Regions from separate parts of the Homo sapiens genome. Here region 1 is linked to region 2. The links are chromatin loops, found by intact Hi-C in ENCODE. Cell type or tissue: A673. All regions are shown on one strand. Each heading gives the region's core, and the rest is flanking DNA. Links, peaks and the distances in the headings are about the cores only. Region 1 has its middle 14 kb from the start of LINC00323. Region 2 overlaps DSCAM (DS cell adhesion molecule).

Region 1 (2,917 bases), core at 306-2,805, 990 kb before region 2:
AATACAGCTGTGGGACCTCAACTAGGGGAAAGTCAAAGATGGGCATCTAAGGGTGACCTCTGAGCTGCCCCTTCTGAAAGGGGTTGAGGAGGAAGATCTAGTAAAGGGGTCTGACCTGGAGTGGAGCAGAAGGAAAACTAGGGAAGTGGGTGCGATGAAATCCTCAGAAGGCAAGCCAGAAGAGGACGTAAAAATCATCAATAGGTCACAGATGGGCTTGCTGAGAGTGGCTTCAGTGCCATAGTGGGGAACATCTTGACTGCAGGTGTGGGAGAAGGTGGAGATTGCTTTTAAGATCCAGGCTCTCACAGGGAGCAGGCCAACGAGGCAGGAAGGAGGAGGTGCTTTTTTTCCAAATGGTATTTGCAATATCTCACCAAAAAATATTTGAGCAACAATCTCTGTGTTTGATTGTGTCTCGTTACTAACAGCACAGAGACTTACAAATTATGTTACTTCCAAATTAACCAAAAAAAAAAAAGAAGAGGAGGAAGATGAGGATTAGACATCATTTATCCGGAATATTTTGTATGAGTTCTTGAATAAAACTTGGAAACTAAGCCAAAAAAGGGAGAGAGCAGAGGCTGGACATCTGCTGCGAGGCTGAGGGGGAAAGTGATTCCATCTCAGTCCTCACGACCACATTTCCATTCCGTGTTGTTATCGTAATTTATGTATTTTACAGTTGAGGAAAGAGAGTCTTAGAAAAGTTTTATTACTAACTCATGTTCACACAAATGAGGCTTGGAGAGGGGATTTGAACCCAGTTCCACGGGACCTGGGAGTCTAATTGCTTTCTGGGACCACAGTGTCATGTGAGGGGCAAGGGCAGGGGTGCACCAGTGGGGAGTGGCAGGCACGGATGGAAGGGGAGTAGAAGCTCACTCTCTAGGAGGAGTTTCTTTTTGTAGGAACTCGGGTTCTGGAAGGTTGCCTTTCAGTTTTAAGCTATTTTCCAGAATGATGGATAACCATTTTAGTTTTCTGCCACTGAAATTCCTGTGATGGGACTGGCTCTTACGAGTGGCTGGAGCCACTGTGACACAGTGTTATGGAGAGTGAGGAGCTGGCATTGGACACAAGCTCTTCTCAAAGTCGCTTCTCCATGCTCCCTGTCCTCCCATCCCCCTTATATTCATTCTGTGGAAGACCTAAGCTCAGGATCTGAGGATAATTTGTGAAAACAAACAAAAAAATGGGGAACAGTTTATGTAAGTTTCCCATTTTTTTTTTCCATCACAAATGCTCCCGGGATAGTGTTGAGTGAGGATAGCTGGTCTAACCAATTGCAAGTAGCAGCAATAGATGACATAAGATGGAGAAAAACAAGACCCAACAGATATGTATTCTATTACAGACATAGCTGCCCAGAAAAATTGTTGCATGTCTTGGTTAAAGCCTTGAAAACTGAGGGAAAAATTTCAGCATACTCTGGGAAACAACTCAAAGTCTTTCTCCATTTTAACTATTACTGAAGATGACCTCGAGATGACCAGCAGATGTCAGTATAAGGTAGGTCTGGCAGGATCCTGTGTCCAAACAATGAGGTCAGCTCTGGTGAGAACTTGCTCTGGGACATCAAAGGCCCCCCAAATAAAGGAATGGCCTGGACCCACAAAACCATGGTGTCTTGCATTGTTGCATAGGCTATGGTGTGAATAAATGCTCGAGGAAAATGGCTTCTTATTTCAAAGAAAACGCAAGAAACATTCAAGGAAGTGAAGAAAAAAGAAAGCAGGTATTTACTTGCATTAGCCTTCTTTAAAGACCATAAGGTATAGATAGGCTAAAAAGAATGCATAGAAATCTGATACAATATGATATTCTAGAACGTTCTAGAGCTATGTTTATGAGTATAAATAGCTCCCACAGCATATTGTGGATATTTTTTTTTTAAATTTGGCATGTATAATGTGATTCCACTTATAGAATGTTATGCATTCTATACATTTTAATTAAACAATATATTTGGTTTTGTAAAATAATAGTACTTTTTTTTTTCAAAACAAATTGCATGGCCTCTTCCACTCAAAGTTGTGTAACCCCCCAGCAATTTTTACACTTTCTTTGTGGTGGTAAGAGTTTCATCTTGATCATTCTTTTTTGGTGGCCATCTCTTCCTGAAGCTAGACAGGTGGTAGACCAGTTGTTGCCTTTACATCTTGTCCTACATTTCTTTGTTTTATTATTATTATTATTATTTTGAGATGGAATCTAGCTCTGTACAGGCTGGAGTGCAGTGGTGAGATCTCAGCTCACTGCAACATCTGCCTTCTGGGTTCAAGCAATTCTTCTGCCTCAGCCTCTCGAGTAGCTGGGATTACAGGCATCTACCACCATGCCTGGCTAATTTTTGTATTTTTTTTTTAGTAGAGATGGGTTTTCACCATGTTCTTGATCAGGCTGGTCTCAAAGTCCTGACTTCAGGTGATCCACCTGCCTCAGCCTCCCAAAGTGCTGGGATTATAGGCTTGAGCCACCGTACCTAGCCCCACACTTCTTTATCTTAGATTTTTCTGGCCCAGCCCAAAGGGAACAAACACTTGAGGAAGGTTTATAAAAAGATGAATAAGACCTAATCATTGGAATTTACTCCCCGCGGGGAACAAAATACACACATAAGCAGTTTTGGTGAATATGGTTAGTGCCGTTCCTACCAGGGATACGCTACTCCTTCATTCTCCTTGCCCAACTGACTCCAGCTTTGCAACTGGCTCTTAGCTTAAGCACCAGCACATCCAGGAAGCCTCCTGAACCCCCATATTGCCTGATGGCTGCATTGACCCTTGCCCCTGATTTTCTTCCCCAGGGCCACCTCCTCCTGCCACAGGATTGCATGTTAGAACAGGGGCTCACTAAATGTCAGCAAATTTGTGTGTCAAGAACAGCCCTTCCTCAGCGGTGGATGGGAGGTAGT
Region 2 (2,917 bases), core at 132-2,631:
ACACAGCAGCGAGCCCGAGAGTTCTTGCTGGGTGCAGGCCTGAGGGTCAGTCTCACCCGGTCGTAAGCGTACCTGGAGACGCCACAAACATGATCTGTATTTTGACACTTTCTCGCCAGTTAGACAAGTCAACCAGTACATCATGAAGGACAGAATGAGAGCGCAGGCTCTGGGGCCCAACACCCATGTTCAGATTCCGCTCCTGCCATGCATACTCAGGTGACCTCCTGTGTCCATTGACGGTCCAGTGGCTCAGAGGGGCTGGGAGGGCCGGATGCATTCACAGGTAAAGGAAGGGTGCCTGGCACAGACCAAGTTGCACTGTACGTGGGTTTGCGGCTGCTACCGGACCACCGCCCCAGCATCGTGGCGATGACTCCACTTTATTTCTGCTTTCCTACGTGGGTGTGGGCGTTGATTTCGCTCTTGTCCTACCTCAAGACTTCTTTAGTGTGTTCTTTTCTCTCCTGTTTAGGCTCCCAAGAAACATTTGCAAAATGGGATTATCCGTGGCTACCAAATAGGTTACCGAGAGTACAGCACTGGGGGTAACTTCCAATTCAACATTATCAGTGTCGACACCAGCGGGGACAGTGAGGTTTACACCCTGGACAACCTGAATAAGTTCACTCAGTACGGCCTGGTGGTGCAGGCCTGTAACCGGGCCGGCACGGGGCCTTCTTCTCAGGAAATCATCACCACCACTCTCGAGGATGGTAGGTTCGGCCGGGGCCTGGTCGTGGCTTTTCCCTCCGCAAAGGTTCCCTCGGGTCTGCCCCGGGGCTCCCCCAACCTCGCACTCCCCCGCCCCACGACTTTGCAGTGACCTGCAGGGCCTGGGGTCTCGGGTGGAAAAGCCTTCCCTCGTGACCTCGCCCACCCCGCTGATCTGCCCGCCCTGGGGCAGGGCTGGACTGCAAAGCCAGCAAGTCCCTCCCTTTTCAGACTCTTCCTCATTCATTTCAGGTACAAGAATTGGGCTTTTCTGGAGTGAAAACAAGGCTCTCTCTATTACTGCAGAAGTCTCACGAGAATGCAGAAATGCTATTTGCTAAAAAACTTTCTCCCAAATGTTAAGAAGGTTTTTTAAAATTTATTTTATTTTTCATTGTTTCCTATTTTCAAGCATTCTGAGTACAGAGAAAAGGAATTTTCAGATTGCACAGTGATCGATCGCCCCCTAGCGGCCGAGATAAATTAATTAGCCCTTCCACCATGTCACTGAGAATAACCCAGAAGCTCAAATTTCCAGTAGTGCTTGAAAATAGAGAACCCTGGTATCCAGAGGCACAGTGTTTTAGGCAGGAAGTTAAGATATGGGGTTATTTGTAGCAATAAGTGGTAGCTTTGAAGGCAGGAAGCTGGCACTACATTTACCTCTTGTGCAGTTAGTCATTTGATCATAGATTTTTTTTTGAGACGGAGTCCGGCTCTCTCTCCCAGGCTGGAGTGCAGTGGCGCGATCTTGGCTCGCTGCAAGCTCCGCCTCCCGGGTTCACGCCATTCTCCTGCCTCAGCCTCCCGAGTAGCTGGGACTGCAGGCACCCGCCACCACGCCTGGCTAATTTTTTGTATTATTAGTAGAGACGGGTTTTCACCGTGTTAGCCAGGATGGTCTCGATCTCCTGACCTCGTGATCTGCCCGCCTCGGCCTCCAAAAGTGCTGGGATTAGAGGCGTGAGCCACCGCGCCCGGCCCTTGATCACAGGTTTGCGGAGGCAGATAGGACTTGCACCTGTAATATCTGACAATTTTTGCGAGGAGAGGAGTCTTCAATGACTTGCAGCCTGAACACTGGAATTGTCTATCTTCATAATTGCAATAGTCGTTAAATATGCCTTTGTTTTTGCTTCAATGCTCATTTTTCATTAAGATGCGTGTCTCAGCCAGTATTTTGCACCGCCCCAGCGCCAACATTTAAGGTTTACAAAAGCTCAGTACTAAAAATATTTTCAATATTCTTCTGACCTGTCTATGGTCTCTCTTCCCTCTAGAGAAAGGGATGAGGATGAGACAGGAGAAATCTATGATTATGTTTCTACTTTTTAGCACTTTACAATGGTTCAGCTTCCAATTTATATGCCAGATATTACTAAATACAGAGGTACCGTACTCTATAAAGTAAATGCAACTTAAAGAAGTAACTTCCAAGAGTAAGGGGAAAATAAATCAGACAAACAATGATTTTCTACTCAGGCAATAAAATTAAGAAGGGTACACGACTCAAGTCCCAACAACTGTCCTAAAAGTAAAGAAACTAAGTTGGAAAGAGAGACTATGGAATCCATTAGAATATATGCATTGACTCATGATATTTTACTGAGCACTGAGTTATCATAAGATTTTTCCAGGGAAGTGATCTTTGTTATTTTTTCTTTCATTTTGGGGTTGAGTGCAATTTTTTGCTTGCATATTGAAATATTAAAATACGTTGCTTTTTCGGTTATTGCTTTGCTCATAAACCACCCACAGTTATTACAGATTCTAATTATTTGATTTCAGTGCCCAGTTACCCCCCCGAAAATGTCCAAGCCATAGCAACATCACCAGAAAGCATATCAATATCCTGGTCCACACTTTCCAAGGAAGCCTTGAATGGAATTCTCCAGGGGTTCAGAGTCATTTACTGGGCCAACCTCATGGACGGAGGTAAGAGGACTAAACTAGGACTTTGGGTTTGCCTCCAGAGAATGCATGATGGAATTTGCAGACCCCTCCTAGTTCCTAACAAGGGGCTCAGGATATGGCGGGCACCTCTTTATCAATAGACACTTTCCCCTTTTCTGTCATCCCTCATCTGACATTTGAACAGGTCTCTTTGTTTAAAACATCACACACCTTCGAAACCCAAGTTGAAGCCTAGGCGGGGGCGGCACTTGGGAAATTTCAACATGGATGTATTTTCCTAATTATGTCT

Evidence for each region. Peaks named below come from ENCODE experiments on the same cell type or tissue, not always from the same donor. Only the 100,000 strongest peaks of a DNase experiment are listed, where the experiment ranks them.
Region 1: it touches region 2 in a loop (5-fold over the local background); 13 of 110 quality-filtered maps call a loop at or near these places.

The regions. Positions count from the first base shown.
Region 1 is chr21:41,132,702-41,135,618 of GRCh38, reverse strand. No RefSeq gene overlaps it. Among named protein-coding and RNA genes, the nearest start is that of LINC00323, 14 kb to the left of the region's middle. In A673, for the core only: a CTCF peak has its summit at 1,502 (motif pointing right); no DNase peak of the experiment used is centred there.
Region 2 is chr21:40,142,290-40,145,206 of GRCh38, reverse strand. DSCAM (DS cell adhesion molecule) reads left to right here. Exons shown (of 33, transcript NM_001389.5): 17 at 476-716; 18 at 2,503-2,649. Among named protein-coding and RNA genes, the nearest start is that of MIR4760, 69 kb to the left of the region's middle. In A673, for the core only: a CTCF peak has its summit at 1,170 (motif pointing left); a DNase peak (open chromatin) is centred at 1,176.